Regions from separate parts of the Mus musculus genome. Here region 1 is linked to region 2. The links are chromatin loops, found by intact Hi-C in ENCODE. Cell type or tissue: gastrocnemius. All regions are shown on one strand. Each heading gives the region's core, and the rest is flanking DNA. Links, peaks and the distances in the headings are about the cores only.

Region 1 (11,290 bases), core at 2,272-10,271, 1.0 Mb after region 2:
TGTGTGAACACGTGGTCCCTAACGCATCGATGTTCGGGGTGTGGCACACAGCGGAGATGGGGCCTCGCGGGTCAGAGGCGATTGCTGAGGAGCTGCTGCCCCGTCCCACTCCCTGCTCCAGCTCTGCTTCCTGATGCCGAGAAGCAGCAAGTGGCTTCACGCTTCTGCCACCACGGCCAAAGCCATTCTTCCCACTGTGACGCACCGTTCCCTCAGGGCGCAGAAATAAAACCCTTCCTTCCTTAAGTGGTTTGAATCTGGTATTTTGTTAAAATAATCAAAAGGGCAGCCATGCTAGGGGAGACGGCGAGCTGCCAAGGCTGGGGTCTACACAGTGGGGAGGCGACCTGGGGCTACACAGTGAGACCCTGCCTCTAGAAAAACACATGGGGTAGGGATGGCAGGCTGAGCGCCAGCATCGATCTGTACTTCATGGGTGTTGATCCAGTGTGGCCAGCTCCCACCAGCTCCCGCCAGCTCCAGCATGTGATGCCATGGACTTTAACACGGAACTGTGAGCCAAGATAAACTCTTTCTCCCTTCGGTTGCTTTGGTGAGGGCATTGCATCACATAAATAGTACAGACACTAAAGCAGAAAGCAGATACGGAATATATACATATAATGCACATACATATATATCACACACACACACACACACACACACACACACACACATTAATAGAGGGTCTCACTATGCAAGCCCTGACTTCTGACTAGCTGAAACTCACAATGTGTTCAGGCTGGGCTCTAACTTGTGGCAATCCTCCTGCCTCCACCTCCTGACTCTGCTGAGCATGAATTCACAGAGATCCACCTGCCTCTGCCTCCCAAGCACTGGGACTAAAGGTGTGCACCGCCGCTTCCTGGCACACAAATACATTTTTCTCAGGGTCTTATACATGGCTTTCTAAGCTTCATACTCAGCCCATCGCTCTGGATTGATCAGCCTGAAGCTTACTCTTAGGGGAAGGGTATGAGGAAGTATTTGTACATCTGTCTCTCATCTCTGAGACAGCAGAAACGTTTGCCAAAGCCCGGATCCAGAGCCAGGCACAGGGCAAAGACTTGTAAATCCAGTACTTAGACGTTAAGAGATGAAAATCGAGATCTAGGCCAGCCAGGCGACACAGAGCATGCAAGACCAGTCTGGACTGCACAGAGAAACACTCACTCCATAACAGCCAAGAGAGATGGCCGGTGTCTTTAATCCCAGCACTTGAGAGGCAGAAGCAAGCAGCCCTCTAGGAGCTCAAGGCTTGCCTGGTCTACATAGCAAGTTCCAGGTCAGCCAGGGTGATACAGTAAGGCCCTGTCTCAAGTACTCAGATACATAAGTAAGTTCTGACTTCAAAATGAAGAGACTGGGCAGTCTCTGATAGTAGATTCATATTGTATAAAATATAGCAGTTTGTGATCATTTATAATAGCTTGAGATGTGAAGTCATTAGGCTTCAGGATGGACAAGTGGAGGAGGCCTGAACCCCAGTTACTTTGCAGCTGAGGCAAGGGGATTTCAAGTTCAAGGCCCACCTGGGCAACTTGATGGGATGCTCTCTCAAAATAAAAAGCAAACACGGGGCTGGAGATATAGCTCAGTGGTCGGGAACACTTGCCTGACATGATCAAGGAAGAGCCCGGATTCAAATACCAACATCACAGAGGGAAGCACATATACATAGACTCTAACATATGAGTAATGTCACTTACAAAACTGTACACTTCGGACAGTTATGACAGTGAATGCTATGTTCTTTACACATTTAACATACACCCAAATCCGTAGCGCCTGTGGGACTGCGGGGCTACCCACTGTACAATGGCTGCCCTTTTACGTTCCTGAGGCCTGGATGCCCCATGTCATATGACTTATAGGCCTCCTCAGCCACTCCCCACTTGGTGCCACAAAGCCATCTACATGCTGGTCTGTCTGCTGCACCCCACAAGGCCCCCGGTATCCAAGATACCTCCTTTGCGTGGCGCCACCTTGCTTCCTCCCACATGAAAGCCCTGGGAAGGGCTAGCAGGGCAGAACCCTGAGAGGATTGCAGGGCCTCGGTCCCCAAATCCTCTCTAATTACACTGATTGTTAGGCTGCTGATTAGCCAGAGCGGGCGTCAGCATTAAACAGTCATTTATCAAACCCTGAAACTCTTTCTTCAACAGAAAATCATGACCCTGGCCCTGCACCCCTGGAAACAGGAGCCATTTATGTCAGCCCTTGTCAGCGGGGAGGCCAGGGTTCCCAGTCAGTTGAGGCAGCTGACAGCAGACAGCAAGGCCTATGTCACCATGCAGAGACAGGCCTGTCATGGGTGTGTGTGGGTGTGGGTGTGTGTGTGTGCACGCAAGTCTGTGTTAAAGAAGCTTAGGGTGTAGATAAACTGAGGCCTTGGCGCGCAGCCCACACAGAGCCCCAGCCGAGTCTCAGGCCACTTGAAGGAACAGAAGGGAAAAACCCCAAAAGTCTTTGTCCTTTTTTTTCCCCTTTGAGACAAGGTCTCACCATATGGCAGTGGCTAACCTGGACTATGTCCACTGGGCTGGCCTCAAACTCACAGTGATCTACCTGCCTCTGTGCCTGACTTTTTGGTCATTTTTGGAACTAAAGGTGTGCGCCACCATGCCTGGCTTCCTTAATGCCTCAGAGTGAGTACCTCTGTGTGCTTCCCATGGCTAACAGGTTGCCTCAGTGGGATTCTCTCAGGGAAGGGAAGATGGCTCAGTGGTTAAAAGCCCCGACTGCTCTTCCAGGGCAACCTACATTTGGTTGCCAGCACCCACTGGGTGGCTTACAACCCTCTGAGCCTCCAATCTCGGGGATCTAACGCCCTCTTCTGGCCTCCACGGCACTGCACGTATGTGGTATGCATGCATTCATTTAGGTGAAACACTCATACATTAGGATAAATCTTTTTTAAAGGAATCTAATCTCATAGTTTTTGGAAGTTTGAAGTTCCAAAGTACACAGGACAGGGAAGAGTCTGTCTTCAGCCAGCCAAACTAAAGGCTGTCCAAAGCTGTCGCTGGATGCTGGGCCCTTCCATAGCAGAGAACAACAAAGGGATGCTCTGCTGCCACAGCACCGTACAGCATCAGGACCACCTTGCCCCAGAGAGCTGTAAAGGGCACAGCTGCAGAGCCAGCACCAGGGATCTGTCAGGGCTACAGCTAAGAGCAAACAACGAAGGTTCAAGACTGCACGCAGGCAGTTCATAGCTGCGCAACTTACATGTAGTATATTCAACCTGTCCTGCCCTAAAAACCTAAGGGTGAAGGCTGGGAGGTGTGGCTTCATCTGTAAAATGCTTCGCCTTGGATGTGTAAAGACCTGGTTTCCATCCCAGCACTGCCTCACGCTGGGTGTGGTGGCAGAGAGGACGAATCTTTCTGAGTTCCAGACCAGCCGGTTCTACACAGTGAACCGAAGGCCATCTAGAACTGCATGTCTTTAAAAATTAAAATAAGTCTCCTATTAGTAATTATGAAAGACAGTCATCATATCTCCTGGCCATGTAACCAAGCAAGAATTTAATGACTATCACTAAAGAGAGCACAGATTTCTGTGCATCTGCTGTTTGGTTTGAGGGTGCCAGCCAGAGGGTTCCAAGAATCCTGCTATGTTCCCCCAACTCCAGCTTGTTGTTTGAGACATGGTCTTACGAACTGGGGCACTACCATAGTTTAGGCAATGGTGGATCAAACTCAGGATCTCCTTCATGCTGGGCAAGTACTCTACCACTGAGCTACATCCCTCCATTCACTGTTTTTTATGATTTATTTATCTTATGTATATGAATGAGTACACTATAGCTATAGAGATGGTTGTGAGCCATCAAGTGGTTGCTGGGAATTGAACTCAGGACCTCTGTTCACTCTGCCCTACTCGCTCCGGCACAAAGATTTACTTATTATGATATGTAAGTACACTGTAGCTATAAGCAGACACATCAGAAGGTGTCAGATCTCATTACAGATGGTTGTGAGCCACCATGTGGTTGCTGGGTTTGAACTCAGGACCTTCAGAAGAGCAGTCAGTGCTCTTAACTGCTGAGCCATCTCTCCAGCACCCCCCCCCATTCCTTTTTTGTTTTTGTTTTTCGAGACAGGGTTTCTCTGCGTAGCCCTGGCTGTCCTGGAACTCACTCTGTAGACCAGGCTGGCCTCGAACTCAGAAATCCTCTTGCCTCTGCCTCCCAAGTGCTGGGATTAAAGGCGTGCACCACCACTGCCCGGCTCCATTCAGTTTTAAAACAGTTTTGGTGAATAGCCCTGGCTGGACCGACCATTTGAACATTGTTTATAGACATGGGCCAGCACGCCCAGCTTTGGTTCTCCAACCTTCTGTGGTCCACTGCTCTGCCACTAACAGCATTTCCTTTTGAAAAGCTAGGGTGCCGCACTGCTTTTTTTTTTTTAAACTGAGAATCCCATATATGTGTACAATTTATCCTGATCAAATCTACCTTCTGCTCCTTCCAACTCCTCCCATCCTCCCCAAGCCTCCTTCCCCACTTCCTGTGTTCTTTGCTTTTCGCATTCTCTTTAAAGCAGAGACCCCCGGGGAAGAAAACTGTGGACAGTGTGGGACTCTGTCAGTATTCCTCAGTGAGGGTGGGTGTCTGGTTTCTCTTTCTCTGGAGAGAGGCAACTGGACGCTTGGGAGATGGCTGGTTCCTTTGCGAGAAAAAGAACGGACAAGGAGCGCTGCTTTCCAGGGACCCTCGTTTACTTACTGATACCCTTATTGCGGAGGAGGGCACTGCGCATGTGTGGAAGCCAGAGGACTGTGCGGGAGACCATTCCCTTTCCTCCGTGTGGGTCCTATGGCCCAAACTCAGGTCCCCAGACTTTGAGACAAGCATCTTTTACCTGCAGATCCATCTAGTCAACCCTCTCTTTTTGTACTTTTAATTTACTTATGTGTGTCCATGGATCTGTCAGTGTATGTGCAAGAGCATGCAGGTGTCTGCAGAGGCCAGAAGCAAGCATCGGATGTCCCGGAGTCGGAGCCGTAATTACATCCCGGCAGTTCTGAGCTGCCTGACAGGTGCTAGGAACTTGGTCTTACCCATAAGCAGGCAGTGCTCTTAGCCAATGAGCCACCTCTCCTGCTTTCTCTAATCTTTTAGTAACAGCCCTTTGGGATTTCCTTTGGGATCCACTCCTCATAGTCCCAATAGATAAATGTTGGGGGTGGCTCATTTCCTGAGGATGGACAAAGATAAGCAATCTGGCCCAACCAATCAGGGTGCGCCATCTTCCGGGATACCATGACTAGTTCAGCCATCAGCTGTGTAACCAAGACCAGCCAATGATCATTTCCCTGGACTTATAATAAAATAAAAACCAGAAAGAAGGAAATTAAGTGACCTCCTCTCTTCTGCAGTCCAGTCTTTCCCTACAGCAGCCGTTTTCAACCTGTGGGTCGAGACCCTTTTCGGGCTGTTGAACAATCTTTTATCAGGGGCCGCATAATAGATAATTCTGCTTATCAGAAATTCACATTACAATTCATAACACTAGCAAAATTGCAGTTATGAAGTAACAATGAAAATAGTTTTATGGCTGGGGTCACCACATGGAGAATTTTCAAGAGTCAGTGCATTAGGAAGGTTGAGAACCAGGGCACGTGCTAGACTGGCACTCAGCTGCTCAGGGGGTAGTGTAAGTGGAGCCAGGGCTAAGTCCAGGTCCGTTTTAGTGGGTCATAGATAAGAATCTCAGAGCTTGCTGGGCAGTGGTGGTGCACGCCTTTAATCCTAGCACTTGGGAAGCAGAGGCAGGCAGATTTCTGAGTTCGAGGCCAGCCGGGTCTAGAGAGTGAGTTCCAGGACAGCCAGGGCTACACAGAGAAACCCTGTCTTGAAAACCAAAAGAGAGAGAGAGAGAGAGAGAGAGAGAGAGAGAGAGAGAGAGAGAGAGAGAGAGAGAGAGAGAGAGAGAGAGAATCTCAGAGATTTGGGGTCAGATGTGACTTCTTGTAAATGGAGTTATAGTTTTTATTTTTATTATTTTGAATTATATGCATGCATGTGTGTATGTGCACATGAGTTCAGGTGTTTTTGGAAGCCAAATGTGGGTGTCAGATCCGCCGGAGCTGGAGTTACCGGCAGCTGTGAGCTTCCCAGGGTGAGTGGAACTGAGCTCAGGTCCTCTGCAATAGCCACGTGACTTCTTCCACTAAACCACCTCTCCCGTATTTTGCTTTTATGCCTTTCACTATTTAATGACGTTTGGTGGCATTTCCAGGCTGCCTTGTTCCCCTTTTGTGAATGGTAATAGTTAACACTAATATAATTCTGTTGCTATATTTTTTTAATAACCTCCCTCCTCTGGCAAAATCAAAATATGGCATTCTGCGACGACACTAAACTGTTCAGTGCCGTTGGTCAACGAATTGTGGAAATCTGTGAAGGACTGCCCCAATACAAAATTAAGTCTTTCATTCTCTTTGAAATAATTACACCAGAGCAAAAAGCATACTCTGCCTGTGACAAAGTTCTCAGGGCATCCTTGGCAGTCTCCCCAAAATGAGTCTGCTGTGAACTCTGTCTCCACAGCTTCACAGATCAGAACCTTCCATTTGATAGCCTCGGGCCAGACCTGGTCTGTATCGGTCTGTATCCCACAGCCGAGGGATGCTGGTTCGTTTCCTGAACCTGGTCAGAATCCCAGGGACAGCTCTTCTAGGTTGCTCTTCTGGCCTTTGTCTCCAACTTGCAACCGGTTGCTCTCCTTAGCAAACGCTGCCCCCGTGTGGCCAAAAGCTGCGTAACCTGCACGAGGAACGGGGGACAGAGCTTCTCTGCTACACCAAGTCAGGAAGTTGCCCTCATCTGCTTCCTTTACAACCAAACCCTGACCTTCCAGAATTCTCCAGCGAAAAGTAACCCAACCTGACGAGGACTTCCCTTCAGTGTATCCTGACTTCATTGCCGAGGTCATAATTTGACCCTGGACCTTAAGTTTCCCGATACGTACCAAGGAGCAGAGGACGCCATACTCTGTGAGGTTCAGATATAAAAAATGGAAAGCAAGGAGTCAGCCAGATTGTTTGGAGAGTAAGAAGTGCCTGCCCCACGTGCCTGATGAACTAAGAGAGACTCCCCAGAGCCCACATAAAAGTGAAAATAGAGAGCCATCTTCAAAAGCTTGCCCTGTGACCTCCAGGGTACCGTGCCACATGTACCTACGCAAGGCACCCTATGTACACATACAATAATAATAGTCAAAGAAACAAGTGTTAAATGCACAGAAGCATCCGAGGTTGCTGGGCACAAATAAAAGTTCAGGAAACATTTGCTATATTTGGGGTGGGAGGGGGGGGCAGTTTTCAGGATTGCTTTTAATATTTTTATATATAGGTATCTGCATGCGGGTATGTGCACATGTGTGCATGTACCCAAGGAGACCACAGGGACCCGGTGCCCTGGAGCTGAACCCCAAACTCCGGGCTTCTGAAGAGAAGAGCATCTGAAGAAGAGCACTGGTTGTTCTTAAGGAGAGAACTGTCCCCTGCAGGGGGTGCTCTGGCTCCCGCTCACAGGCCCTGGCATTCACCCCCAACGAAGATGTAATTTCCTTTTCTCTTTTAAAGAGCTGCCTTAACAGAAAATAACGGACGGGTTTTTGTAAACTTGTTTTTATTTATTTTTTTTAAAGATTTATTTATTTATTTATTTATTTATTTATTTATTTATTTATTTATTTATTATATGTAAGTACACTGTAGCTGTCTTCAGATACTCCAGAAGAGGGCATCAGATTTCATTACGGATGGTTGTGAGCCACCATGTGGTTGCTGGGATTTGAACTTGGGACCTTCGGAAGAGCAGTCGGCGCTCTTAACCACTGAGCCATCTTGCCAGCCCAACTTGTTTTTATTTTATGCATATGTGTTTTGCCTGCATGTGCCTGTGCACTGCTTGCTTGCCCAGTGTACACAAAGGCCAGAGAAGAACATTGGGTCGCCTGGAATGGAAGCCACCAGTGGTTGGGAGCTGCGACGTGGGTGCTGGGAATCAAACCCAAGCCCTCTACCAGAGTGTCTCACACTCTTAAGCTCTGCACCATTCCTCTCGCTCTGTCTAGGTTTTGAGACAAAGGCTCAAGTCTTGGTAGCCCAGGCTGACGCTGAAGGCTGGGGATTAGAGTCATGTGCCATCACTCACAGCCGAAGACCATCACAGCTGGGCTTGTTGACTCTAGACATTTCCTCTTAGAAGGACAGAACAGGGAGGCTCGTGACACCCACACTGGCATGACACCCACACTGGCATATACACCCTGCCCAACTAGCTGTATGTTATTCTGCTCTAACTGTCCATGGGGTTAGCGAGCTAGGAGGTGGTGGGAAAGGATTCTGCAACAGGGCTCAGTCTATGTGGCCCCTTGGTAGCCTTCATCCCTGCTAGGTGCAGACCGTCCAGTGTGGCTGTTTAAGATCACCCACACACCTGTTGTTAATCCCTCACCCTCGGGGTGAACTTTGTTGGAATCACACCTTGGTTTGTCATTGGGTCCTCAGGAGTAGTGAAGGAATTTTCCCAAAAGGAAGGAATTTTAGCAACACAGTGCATGCCTGTAATCCCAGCACCCGGGAGGTAGAGGCTTGTGTAATGCCTATGCGGGGAGTTTGAGGCCCAAAAGCTTCAAGTTTGTTGTGCTGAGCTGAACTCTTGAACATGGCAGTGGTCTGGCTCAGATGATAACCCTTTATACCACACAACTCCAAACCCAGAGAATGTGGTTCTGAGGATGGGACCTAGGGTTTGCCTGTTACCAGGCACTCGCCAACTAAGCTGTTTTTGGTTGTTGTTCGGTTTGCTTGGCATTTTGTGTGTGAGAATGGGAGTTGGTTTTGGGACAAACAGCAGTGTAGCACTGGCTGGCTTCAAAGATGCTCAGTAGCCAACCTTGACCTTGACCTTGACCTTGACCTCCTGATCCTCCCGAATCCTTCTACCACCTCACCAAGTGCCTTTGAAATGGAGAAGATTCAAACGCAAGAGTGACTAGACACGAGTTGAAGCTCTGCAAAGGTCACCACCACACACAAGCACACATGCACATACATGCACACACACATTCATTCACACACTCTCCCATACACTCACAAACACACACCACACAAGCTCGTACAGTCATCCAATCAGGAGAAAAGGCAGTGGAGGAAGGGTGAATGTAGATCCTTATTTTCCACTATCCAGACTTCAGTACTATTGGGGGATTTGAACCATTGACAGACTATTTGACTTGGTAGATTTTTTTTATTGAGAGCAATTTCATCAGGATGGCAAGGGCTGTGAAAAATACTACTCGCGGACAGGATTGGCTGCCAGAGCCACTGTGCATCCTCTCGAAAACCCAAAGCCACATCACTCTGGTCACACAGAACTCTCAGCACCAGGAAGGAGCAGCCACAGAGTGCCATGTGCCTGATGCCAGCGCCACCGTGTGGCAAAGGTTTGAAGCTTCCGTTCACTTGGACTGAAAGATTTTTGGCCCGTTCCTAAACTTACGAGATTGATACGTATTAGCAAAAATGTCAGACACATAGGGAAACTTAAAACACAACCCTGTATCACAGTTGTAAGATTTGAGTGTATTAATTTGGACAGAATAAGATAGCAACTGAGCCACAACCATCAGTCAAGGTGGAGGCCAATAAAGATTGTCCCCAGCTACATGATAGTCTAAGGCCACCCTGAGTTGCATTAAGACCCTGCCCCCCTCCCCAAAAAAAGAGATTAAAACAAATTTTAAATTGGGGTGGGGGGGGTGAATTGAGACAGGGTTTCTTTGTACAGCCCCGGCTGTACTGGAACTAGAGCTATAGACCTGGCTAGTCTTGAACTCAGAGATCCACCTGCCTCTGCCTTCTGGATGCTGGAATTAAAGGCTTAAGCCACCATACCTGGCAAACACACACACACACACACACACACACACACGTGCACACACCAAGCCCTACAGGATGGAGAGATGGCTCTGTGGTCATGAGCACTGGCTGTTCTTCCGGAGGAAGAGCTCAGCTTCTAGCACCCACTCGTGGTGGCTCACAACCATCTGTGACTCTAGTTCCAAGGGATCGCATGCTCTCTTCAGGCCTCAAGCACCACGCACACAGGTGCACATGCATACATACATACATACATACATACATACATACATACATACAAAGCCCTCATGCAGGCGGGCATCAACCCTTGGCTTGTGAGCTGCAGGGTACTCGGAACAGAACCCTGGGATCATCTTTTTAAGTGACAGACAGGAGGAGGCATGGTAGAGCAGAAGAGACAGGTTCAACTCTCACACTGCTGCATGGAGGACCAGAGGCTCCTCCTCTCAGGGTTAGAAAGTTTTCCCCTCCAGGACCATCTACTGGGGTTTTTATTGGTGGCTGGCTGGTCTGTTGTCTTTTTGAGACAGACCAGGCTTAAACTCCCGGTCCTTTTGCCTCCACCTCCCACACGCTGGGATTCTGGGGATGAGCCGCCACAGGACAACTTGCCCGCTTCCACTGCTAGGCAGAAGGTGGAGGCATCCTAACAGGTAGTGAGCAGACCGGAGTGAATGACGCTGTTGGAATGCCTGCTGTTGACATAGGCACGCCATCAAGGATGCCATCAAGGACGCCATCAAGGAGACAAAGCCTCCTTCGGTCTAATAACAATGTATGTTGGACATGCCCACCATAGCTCTCCCCTGCCAGGGCTTAACGCTCTAAGCAAGTACTCTGGCAACCTTCTCAGCCTGGTTTGTTCTTTTTCTAAATTAAACTGGGTTTCTGATGCCGCTGGGGGAAATAGCAAAACAAGATCTGCAGGCTCTTCCCTTAAAACTATTAAGTGTCACCACCAATGGCTCCAGCAGGAGCAAAGACCATTCCCTTGCCCCCGCACCCACAACTGACAACCAGGGCAAGTTTTCAAAGATGTGTATGTTTGAGCTAACTGCAGGATGACATTGTTCACCTTTATGATCTAGACAGCTGCTCTCTGCTCCGTTTGGAGTCCAGTCCATGGCTGTCCTCAGGAAGGATCCGATCCTAGGACAACCCAGTCCCTGCCTGCAAAGGACCTAGGTGCTGCCCCACCCACGTGGTGCCTGACCCAGCAGGTCTAGTGAAACCTGACAAGCCGAATTTCTAACAATTTTGCTATTCTGGGGCAACAACGACAAAGGTCAATGCAGATGGAGCACTGCATTATGTAGAGTGGGCTGAAGTCATGGTGCTAATTATCACACAGAACACCCCCTGTTCGGACCACTGGGAAAGTCAGACT
Region 2 (11,290 bases), core at 1,648-9,647:
CTCAGCGGGCAACCCTAAGGTGTGTCCCCTGAGGGACAGAGTCCGTATGAAATGGTGTTGGTTCTCTTCCCTTTCATTGCTTCACTTCTCACCTCCCTGTGTGTTGTCCCTGGGCCACCTCCCACAGAAGTGATTCCCTGCGCGGAAGCAAGAGAAGAAGAAATGTACACCCTCACATACGTCCAGCCTCCTTCTGTGGCTCTGGGAATCAAACTCAGGACCGCATATGTGCAAACACTCTGTTCACTGAGCTATTTCCCCAGCTCCCAGAACGCAGTTTGTTGTAGCTTTTAAGTCACAACCAGATCACATGGCTGGTCCATGCCGCAAAGGAGGCTGGGAGAGCAGATGGCCAGTTTCCTAGGCCCTGGGCTGTAGTTTGGGCCTTGGGGATGGGTGTTTTGTGGCCGGGCACCTTTCTTGTTTTGAATTGATTTTGTAGAGATGGGCAGGAAAACCACAATCGATTTGCCAGTTTGTAGGAATAACTCCAAGCCAAATGTGCTTCCAGAAAGGAATCTTCACGTGTTCATGGCTGAAAAGCTTAAATTTTATAGCAAGGGTTTGAAGTCTCTGTAAATGACAGAGACAGAAAGCCCGGCAATTCAGTCTGTTGCCAGATGGCTTCCAGCGAGCTGAGCCCTGTGTGTGTTCAGGGCTCGGCGGTGCAGGTCCTGGGTCCTGCCATGTCTTACAAGGATGTGTGTGATGCTGGTGAGGAAGGTGTCAGTGGGAGGAGCATGTCTGCCAGTAGTTGATTGGGAAGTGTCCCGAGTGGAGGCTCACCAGGGGAGCAGTGTCCAGACCCAAGCTGTGCTCGCCATCGGCCCAGAACCCATTCAAGTCAAGTGAGATGGAGGCTTTTGGTCGTTGGGGATATCACAAGCCTGAGAGATGGTAGCAAATCAGGTGCTTGAAAAAAATATGGATTGGGCGTAATAAGGTGGCTCAGCAGGTGTCTTAGTCAGGGTTTCTATTCCTGCACAGACAAGAAGCAAGTTAGGGAAGAAAGGGTTTATGCAGCTTACACTTCCATTCTGCTGTTCATCACCAAGGAAGTCAGGACTGGAACTCAAGCAGGTCAGAAAGCAGGAGCTGATGCAGAAGCCATGGAGGGATGTTCTTTACTGGTTTGCTTTTCCTGGCTTGCTCAGCCTGCTCTCTTATAGAAGACTACCAGCCCAGAGATGGCACCACCCACAAGGCAACCTCCCCCCTGATCACTAATTGAGAAAATGCCCCACAGCTGGATCTTGTGGAGGCATTTCCCCAACTGAAGCTCCTTTCTCTGTGATAACTTCAGCCTGTGTCAAGTTGACACACAAAACCAGCCAGTAAGGGTGACTGTGGCCAAATTCATGAGAGAAGTTCGGTCCCTGGGACTCAGATGGTGGAAGGAGAAGACCCATTCCTGCAAATTGCCCTCTGGCTTCTACAAGCGTGTTGTTACACATATGTCTATTGCACACACACACACACACACACACACACACACACACACACCCTGAAAATAAAAATATCATAAAAATACACTATAAGAACTTACTGCTTGTTGCCTGCTGCAGAGAATTCTCCCAGACACCTCTGCAGCTCTGCCAGGGGGGTCTAGATCACCCAACATTGGATGCTGCACAGCTGTCTGAGACTGTTTGAGCTGTTGGAGTAGGTATCTCTCACGCCTGACCTCTCAAGAGTCAAAAATATAGGAACCAAGTGTTAGCAGAAACGTGTCTTCCTCCCCTAGAATGTGACTAGATTAGATGTGGTTTTAAAAATGCTTCCTTCATTCGTGGTGGCTGGGACATTTTTCTGGGCAATGAAATTCTTTTAGAAATGGTGGTTATATTGCTATTATTTGACCTGGAAGAGTTGAAAGACTCTGGGATATATCAAAGTACCAACGTGATTGATGCTGGGAAGATTTTCACACACACACACACACACACACACACACACACACACACACACACACATTTTAAAAACACTTATTACTTTTATTTTATGGGTAGGGGTGTTTTGCCTGCATGTAAGAATATGGATCATGTGTGTGCAATGCCAGCAGAGGCCAGAAGAGGGCGGCAGATCCCGTGAAACCAGAGTTACTGAAGGTTGTGAGGTGCCATGGGTGTCCTGAGAATTGAGCCCAGGTTCTTGGTAAGAGAAGCCAGTGTTCACAACCCTTGACCCATTTCTTTTGCTCCTGGGGAACTCCTTCGAAGCAGCTCTTCTCATCTGGGTGTACCTAAATTGCTGTGCGGAGCATTATGGGTAAGACTGCACACTATAGTAGCTACCAGCTACGTGAGACAATGTCACTTCTTTAAAAGATTCTTCCTTTATTTATTTATTTATTTATTTATTTATTATTTATTTGTCTCTGTGTAAATATTTGCACAAGCATTCGGGTGCCTGTGGAGACCAGAAGGTGTAGTGCTTTGAATGAGAATGGTCCCCTCTAGGCTCAGATTCTTGCATGCGTAGTCTAGGGTTAGTGGAACTGTTTGGGAAGGATTAGGAAGTGCGGCCTTGTTGGAGGAGGTGAATCATTGGGAGTGGGCTTTGAAGTTTCAGTGGCCCACACCAGGCCTAGTCTCTTTTTCTGCCTGTGGGTCTCAGCTACACCCCAGGACTATGCCTGTCTGCTCCCTGCCGTGATAACTATGCCCCCAGTTAAGATGCTTTCTTTTAAAAGAGTTGTTTTGGTCATGGTGTCTCATCACAGCAATAGGGCAGTAACTCATCTGAGTGATAATTGTGAGCTGCCTGATACGGGTGCTAGGAACTGAACATGCAATACTGGTCTCTGAGAGAGCACCCAGTGCTCCTAACTGCTGAGATATCTCTCTAGCCCATGGCTATCTTAGTTTTAATGGACATTAATTATAATTACAATATACATTCCAGTCCACGAGTTTCCCTGGCTATGTGTCTTGTGCTCTGTGGCCACAAGAGGCTAGTGGCTGACACCTGGGGCTGCAAAAAGACAGAACATTTTTTGCAATTACAGAAATGGCTGTTGCTAGACCAGACAAAACTAAGGCAGTACTGTCTCCCACCCTAATGGAGAAATCAGGGCAACCCCCTTCCCCGCACCGCTCTCCCCTCCGACATTGACAGTTGCCAAGTCTGGGTTATAAAGATGGGCTTATGGCTTGTAGGGCCCTGGAGAAGTGAGAGTGATTGACACTTGCTTAGGACTCTAAGTCTGGTGTGGTGCAGGAAGGCTGTCTTCTCAGTGCTTAGACGGCTGAGAGGGGAGGAATGTGAGCTCAGGGCTTACCTGTGCTCACGGAGACCCTCTGGCCTCAAAACAATCTGAATCAGCTATGACCACAAAGTATTAAACCAAGTATGAGGATCTTCCCACGTGAACTGGGCCCTCAACCCAAGAGTGGCAGACTAAGTGAAGGGGCATGGAGACCTGTGACAGTTAAGGGTGTCACCGATGTGTCTAGAGGGTGTCAATGGACAGTGATGAAGAATGGTGCTGGTGGAGCAGTAATATGGAGCATTCCAGAAGGCTGGAGGGAGGTCTGAGGGCAGGCAGTGGGCTAAGGAGCTGACCAGAGAGGGCAGGCAGTGGGCTAAGGAGTGGCCTGAGGCCACTGTGTCCTTATATTTACAGTCATCAAGATTTTAAGTTTTTAATTGTTCAGATGTACTTCACTATTTATTTGGTGTGTGTGCGTGTGCACGCATGTGTGTGTGTGCATCTGAGAGCAAATGAGGGCGTTAGGTTTCTTGGAGGTGGGATAGCAGGAGATTGTGCTGTGTATGTTGGGACCCGAGCCCTGGTCCTCAGCAAGAGCAGTCAGTGCTCTTAACTGCTATGCCATCCTCCAGCCCCAAGACTAGCTTTAAATCCTACACTATACTTTCTATATCACAAATGTTCTTGCTTGGTCCAGCATAGGAATCTTCCCTATGGGGGGAAAAAACCTCCAAACATTAGAATGAGCATATATGAATTATACAAATAGTTAATTAGCATATATTAATTATATATAATAGTTGGTCTCATAATATTTTCATACATGTGCATAGTGTTTTTTCATCATGTTTACCCATTACCCTGTCATGGCTCCTCCCATTCTTGCTGATCTCTTCTAACACAATCCCTTCTACTTGTGTGTGTGTGTGTGTGTGTGTGTGTGTATGCATGTGTGTTTATATGTGTATGTGTGTGCATATGTTTATGTGGGTGCATGTATGTGTGTTTCTATGTGTGTGTATGTGTATGCACATGTGTATGTGGGTGCATGTATGTGTGTGTACATGTTTATGTGTGCTTCTACATGTGTCTGTATGTGTGTTTCTATGTGTGTGTGTATGTGTGTCTCCTAATGACTTGATTTGGCTTGCTAACTTGCAGGCTGGGAGAGGGGTTGCTGACAGACACACAGCAACTTAGCAGAGGCTGTACCAATGAAGAAAATAATGGTCTCCATCCTCTGGATTCATTCGGAGGATGTAGGTGTCTCTAGGATGTGAAGTTTTTCTGTTTCTTTTGGAGGAGAGGAGGGTGAGGCCCAGGAAGTGCCTTGCTTAGGGTCACAATCTGGTGCTGTTCGAGGAAGGAAGGAGAGGAGACTTGCCTCAGGTCTGCGCAGGTACGCATCCTCTGGGAGCCCCTCCCGGAGGCAGGGCTGGCCAGGGAGACGCTGGACTGTTCCAAGTGTCAGAGAAAAGCGTTGCCTGCTTGCTTCCGCACGTGCTACTTCCCGAGAAGGTGTTCCATCAACAGAAATGCTGATTCTCTGGCTTTCTCACGCTAAATTTAGAAATGACATTTGCATTTCCGCAGATCCACAGCACCGGCTTAGAAACAGTTCCCAGAGCCGGGGCCAAGTGAATAGTTTCCCTTTCTTGGCTGTGGGGAATTAGCAAAAATTAGGATGTGCCTGTAACAGGGTAGATGAAGACAGTTGAAAATAGTAAATGCATCCTTTTTAGGAGGTAAAAATCAGTTGTACCTCCAGTTAAATGCAGGGGTTCCAGCCAAATTTCTTCCCTCGATCCCTAACTCTGCCCCTCCCTCTTCCCTCCTCAGTGTCCATCTTCTTTTGTGTGTGTGTGTGTGTGTGGGGGGGCTTGTTAATTTTGAATATCAAAGTTTTTTAAAAATTTTATTTATTTATTGTGTGCATGCTTGTGTGTGCGTGTGTATGTGTATGCACATGTGAGTGTATATGTGTGTGTGCATGTGCCTGTGTATGTATGTGTGTGTGCATGTGTGTGCATGTACCTGTGTGTGTGCCTGTGCCTGTGTGTATGTGTGTGTGTGCACATGTGTATGTGTGTGTGTGTGTGATGCGCAAATATGCACAAACACACAGGCCACAGGGTGCTATGGAGGTCAGAGGACAAATTGCAGGCATGGGTTCTTTTCTTCATCTGGGCTCCAGGGGTAGAACCTAGGCCATCAGGCTTGGTGGCAAGCACCCTTTGCCCTCTGAGCCATCTCGCTGGTCCCAAACCTGACCATTTCTTATACCTTATTGGCAGCTCAAGATCTGAGGGAAGTTCCTGTTAGACTGCAACTCACCCGTTCTGCCTGCAGTTCCTGTGCACTTCTTAGTCCGTTTGATGGAGTTCAAACATTTGAAGAATTACACTGACTTTTTCCGTCTTGGCAGAGTTCTCCCAGCTATTGAGCAAAGGAACAAACAGCTTGTTTCCTGGTCAAGAGGGCGGGAAGCTGTCAACTCCCATCTGTCTCAGGGGTTGATCTACTTTTGGTGGTAATGTTCTACCGTTTCCCGGAGTCTATAAAATCATGAGCACATGTCACCACAAGAGGGCAGTGTGCGCTCTCTCCAGGAGCCCGTACAAATCCTGCCTTTCCCGCGGTGGGTAAAAGGATTTGTCTGGCAAAGGGCAAACCCATTAGGCATCAACATCCTGCATTTTCTTGCTGTTGCTTGTCATCATGGAAGCAATGATTGGAAAGTCCTGATTACCCGCACGATCTCCTAGACAGCGCACGTCTCTAAGCGCTTGCTTTCCAACGTACTGCTTTTGATTTTCACCTGTGCTACCCACGGAACGGGGGACCTAGGGGCACTTTCCCTGCTGCTGTTGGGAGAGCCTGTCTTATCTCTGTGGAGGTTCTCATCTGCGTGGGGGGCTGGTCCCGAGGTACCAGGAATGTGTTTAACAAGACAGCAATAGCTAAAGTTTTTAAAAGAGCCTTCATTCGTCTCTTGCAGGGGCTGCTGGTGGGGGATGTCATTATTAGTGCAAAATGTTCTGGAAAGTTCTCGATGATAATAACCTAAGGCAAGCATACATGAAGAATCAGTGAATTACGTTTTCAGTCCTTTTTTTTTCTTTAACCGACATGCCAAAAAAGTAAGATTTTTTTTTTTGATTTCATAAGCAAAGCCCAGAGGTGACATTTGTACAGTTGAAATATGGCCTACTGTGACTCCGTAGAATCTCATCAATAGATCTCTTTGCCAGATGGACCTGGGACTGGCAAAATCACCATCATGTCAGTGTTTCAGCTTGCGTTTGACTGGGTGTGAGGCAGTGAAGTGAGGGTCTGGGGCAAAGACCCTCTTTGCTTTCTCTTTTTATACAAAAATTCAGCAAATCAATTGTTGGCTTTAGACCTGCAGGGCAGAGTCTCCGTGTAGGCTGCTGTGTGACTTTCTGCTGAAGGTGAGGCCAGAGGCTCTCTGGAGGGCAGTGAGGATTGGTGGGCCAATGTGGATGTTCTAAGATGAGGGATCATCACTGGGTAGCCGCGAAGGTCAGGGAGAGCAGCCGATGCTGCCACTGGGGAGAGAGGTAGAACGTTCCAGAAAGATGGTGCTGGGTCCGTTAGGTCTTGATCGCTGGTGTCTGGCAATGACAGACAGAAAGATTTTCCCCAACAGAAACAGAGCAAATGAGGTTACAAATACATCCATGCACTGATGGCCAGGGATTCAAGCACTACATGCCTCCTGGGCTGGTACCTCACAGGCTGCAGAAAACCCATGATGTCACACCCCAGCAGGGAAGCCGGGAAGGTGAGATTTGTGACCCTTGGCACTCAGTCGGGGACAGTCATGCTCCTAGGAGACGTTATTTTTATTCAGGAGAGAAGGGCTTGTGGCACCTAGGGACGAGAAGAATCCCTGGCTTGATGGAGAAGAACTCTGTTACCACACGCCAGCAAGACAGGGTGAGAAGCCCAGAGAGACTTGCTCAGGAGGGAGAAAGAGAAGGGGAAGGGGGAACTTAGGGAGCTATGCACTAAGTTCTGGGGACCCACTGAGTGTGTGACAAGAGAGGAGGTCTAGATGAGGTGGCAGAGTGAACTCTTCGTGGTTCCAGCAGACCTGCCAGGAGTTTGAGATTGGGCCTTGCTGGCCCCATGTGGGTACCTTCCTCCCTCCCTCCCTCCGTCCCTCCCTCCTTCCCTTCCTCCTATGCTCACACAGCTTCCAGGCAGTAGGCAGATGGCTCAGCTGGTGGAGAGTGTGCTGTAGAAGCACAGGACCCCGAGTTCAATCCTCAGAACCCACACTGTAACAAGTCAGACGCTCTTGACATCCCAGCGCTTGGAAGGCAGAGACAAGAGGATCCAGGCCACAGGCTGAGCATAGAAACAGAGATGCTCCCTTGTGGAGAGTTGTCTCTGGGGCTAGGGGTGCTGCTGGCACTCGGTGAGCAGAGGCCACAGATGTTGCTCTTGCTTGTGCACTGCAGAGGGAGCTGCCCTCCCCCCTCCCCCGGCCCCCAGCCCTGTTTGCTGTACTGAGTTTGCTGGTCACGCTCAGAGGAACACAATGCAGTTCCCATCCTTGCCTGCTCCAAGTCAAACATGTCCACAGGTCAAAGAATTTCCCATCTATTAGCTGGGGTGCCCTTTATCCCCGAATGCAGGAGTCAGAGGCAGGGCAGTCTCTGAATTTGAGGCCAGCCTGATCTAAATACAGAGACTGTCTCAAAACACCAAAACCAAACCAACCAACTAATCAATCAACCAACCAACCAACCAACCAACCAACCAACCAACCAACCAATCAAAAAGCCCTAAGTCTTCCTTTGCAGATGGAAGGACTGAACAAAGGGGATCACATTCAGTGTGCTTACTCATGCCTGTGTGTGTGCAGGTGTGAGCATGTGTGCATGTGTGTGTGGGTATGTGCATGTGTGTGCGCGTGTGTATGTATGAGAATGTGTGCATGTGTGTGCATGTGCATGCATGTGTGTGTGAGCATGTGTGCATGTGTGTGTGTGTGTGTGTGTGTGTAGGTATGTGCATGTGTGTGTGCGTGTGTATGTATGAGAATATGTGCATGTGTGTGTGTGTGTGAGAGCATGTGTGCATGTGTGTGTGTGTGCATGTGTGTGTGTGTGTGTGTGCATGCATGTATGTGTGTGTGTGCATATGTGGGTAGACAGTGAGGCAAAGGATAACATTGGTTGTCTTTTTCCTTCAGGATCCATCTACCTTGGCTTTTGGAACAGAGTCTTCAGGCCTGAATTCTGTCTCTTCCCAGTGCTAGGACCGTAGGTGGGGCCACTATTGCTGGACTTTTTCCATAAATTTGGGGCTTAAATCTGGCTCTTAATGCCAGATGGTCACATCTCACTGGCTCCTCACTGTCCCCTTGGGGGTGGCCGAGGGTCTAAGTGGAGCATCTAAAGGGCGTACGCATTGCCGCATGGCACAGCATGGCGCCCCGCTGGCCCATGAGCAGCTCTTGTGTTGTAGAGGATGTCTAGGGTTATTTTTAGAAAAGGTTCACTTGTTTTATGTGATGGCGCGCATGTGTTTGATCCAGGGGGTGGCACTATTAGAAAGTGTGGCCTTGTTGGAGTAGGTGTGTCCCTGTGGGTTTGGGCTTTAAGACCCTCATCCTAACTGCCTGGAAGGAAGTCTTCTGCTAGCAGCCTTCAGATGAAGATGTAGAACTCCCAGCTCCTCCTGCACCATGCCTGCCCAAATGCTGCCATGCTCCCACCTTGATGATAATGGACTGAACCTTTGAACCTGTAAACCAGCCCCAATTAAATGTTGTCCTTATGAGAGTTGCCTTGGTCATGGTGTCTGTTCACATCAGTAGCACCCTGAGACATTTTATTTTATGAGTGTTTTTCTACTCCCATGTATATGGTGCTTGTGGAGGCCAGAAGTCAGCATCAGATTGCTTAGAACCAGAGCTCTGCATGGTTATGAGTTGTCATGTGGGTGCTGGGATTTGAACCTGCGTCCTCTGCAAGAGCAGCCAGCTCTCTTAACTGCGGAGCCATCTCTCCAGCTTGCAAATGTCTGTTTCAGGCCACTGTTTGCTGCGTTTCCATCTGCCAAAGTTTGGGAATTAAGTCATCACTGTCAAACTCGGAATACCCAGGGGAGAACGAAGCGTTCTGTGGCATGGCGGCAGCACCACAAATTAAAGCTAATTCTTTAAAAAATGATGACGTGACATCGTGCTTTGATGTAACGTGATGTGACAGGCTGTGAGCTCTATTTCTGTAAGATCTCCTTAACATAGAGTAGGACATGGATTAATATGGTTTACGCTGCCCAGGACCCCGGAGACTGGGCCACATGTCCTATCAGGCTCAGTCATGTGCCACGCACAGTGGGACAGATGCGTGCAGCTGGCTGCTTAGTTCCCTTTCGTGTGCAGAGTTTGGAATCCACACTCGTTCTGAGACTCTCTAAGGGGTCACGATGGAAATGAAGAGTTGAAGGGGAAAGGGGCCTGTGTCTCCTATGTCTCCTGGTTTACACTGCTGAGCTATGTGGTTTTAGAATGGGAATTTCCATGGCTTCATGAAGCAGGGCCTGCAATCCTTGTTCACCGTGTATGAAAGGTGGCCGGATTTTTAATGGTTGTCTGGGTTCTGTGTCAAGAAAACTTTTGCAGATTCCCCAGAGTTCACTGGGATGAATAACTTATTCAGCCAACATGGGAAGGGGCAGTGACAACTTAGTTGGCATACATGTGGCCATCCTAACGTAAGACATCTATCTCTTCGTACACAGATGGGCATACAGTGGGGGTTTCTTCTCATTCCTGGAAGAGGGTTGTAGTGAGTAGCTGGTTAGCCTGAGGTAAACCTGGCTGGCTACAAAGCTTGTGGTCTGTGATTATAGCCCCGATAAACTCATTGTGAGGGAAGAAATGGCCAGTGGCAGATCTAAAAACCAAGGCCTGATTAACACAAGTCTGCAAGCTAGGTGGGGTGGGAGAAGAGAATGAGTTATATACGATATGGAAATGAGTGAGGAGGAGAGTCAGCAGAGGAAGGGTTTGGAGTCCATCCTGATCTAAATGACGTAGGAGCATCTTTCCGCAGCCCTGGGTTGGGGGATTTGGGGGATTTTTTTTGTCTCTCTCTGTGTACACACATATGTATAGATTTACAAGTATATATGTTGTGCTCATTTTTTTTTTGAGACAGAATCTCTCACTAGGATGATGCTCACCAAATAGGGCAGGCTGGCCAGCCAGAGAGCCCCAGGGATCCCCCTATGGCTGCCCCTGAGCACTGGGATTACAAACACATCTGACTCATTACAGTGTGTGTGTTTGGGAATTAACTCAGGTTCTTGTGCTTCTACAGCTAGGCCATCTCCCCACTTCCTGCAATGAAGGCTTCTGAAGTTATGAGAGCATCGAAGGAGAAAGAGTCACAATTGATTGGTAATGTCTGCCCTGGCTATAGAAGTTATGCATGACAGCACACAGGATATACGTTCATAATGGCTGATTTAAATGCATGCTTGTTCAGAGATGGAGGGAGTGAGGGATAGAGAGAGGGAGTAGAGAGAGCTAGAGAGACAAGAGAGGAAGAAGAGGAGGGAAAAAGAAAGAAAAGGAGACAGGAAGCAGGAAAGGAAGAGAAGCATGATTGATTAGTAATGTCTGCCATGGGTGTAGGAGTGTGGGGACAGCACACATTATATACTGATAGTTTCTGATGTAGGTGTAGAGCACAGCTCTGACATAATTTCCTCGAATTGTCTTTGGTAGGTGACCGAGTTTCTCTCTTTATACTTCTTGCTCATCAGCAGATGCCCTTTAGTTGTTTAGACCTAGGCTGTACTTAAACCACATTAATAAAGTAATGTCACAATGGGTTTCTCAGACACGAAGGTGGTAGATGGGCAGTGGCACATACCATTGTGTAGGTGTGGATTCTAGTGGCACTCTGTTGTGTGACAAAGCACTCTAACCAAAAACAATTAAGGGAAGAAAGGACTTACTTGCTTATACCTCCAGGCCACAGTCCATCACCGAGGAAGTCAGGCCAGGAACTCAAGGCAGGAACTTGAAAACAG

The links. A loop is a pair of places that touch in the nucleus more often than their neighbours do. Peaks named below come from ENCODE experiments on the same cell type or tissue, not always from the same donor. Only the 100,000 strongest peaks of a DNase experiment are listed, where the experiment ranks them.
Region 1: it touches region 2 in a loop (8-fold over the local background); 16 of 42 quality-filtered maps call a loop at or near these places.

Annotation. Positions count from the first base shown.
Region 1 is chr2:170,094,609-170,105,898 of GRCm38, forward strand. No RefSeq gene overlaps it. Among named protein-coding and RNA genes, the nearest start is that of A630075F10Rik, 29 kb to the left of the region's middle. In gastrocnemius, for the core only: CTCF peaks have their summits at 6,769 (motif pointing left), 7,548 (motif pointing right) and 9,464 (motif pointing left); DNase peaks (open chromatin) are centred at 6,756, 7,529 and 9,441; H3K4me3 peaks cover 222 bases.
Region 2 is chr2:169,055,944-169,067,233 of GRCm38, forward strand. No RefSeq gene overlaps it. Among named protein-coding and RNA genes, the nearest start is that of Gm52536, 18 kb to the right of the region's middle. In gastrocnemius, for the core only: a CTCF peak has its summit at 2,075 (motif pointing right); DNase peaks (open chromatin) are centred at 5,800 and 8,643; H3K4me3 peaks cover 586 bases; H3K27ac peaks cover 309 bases.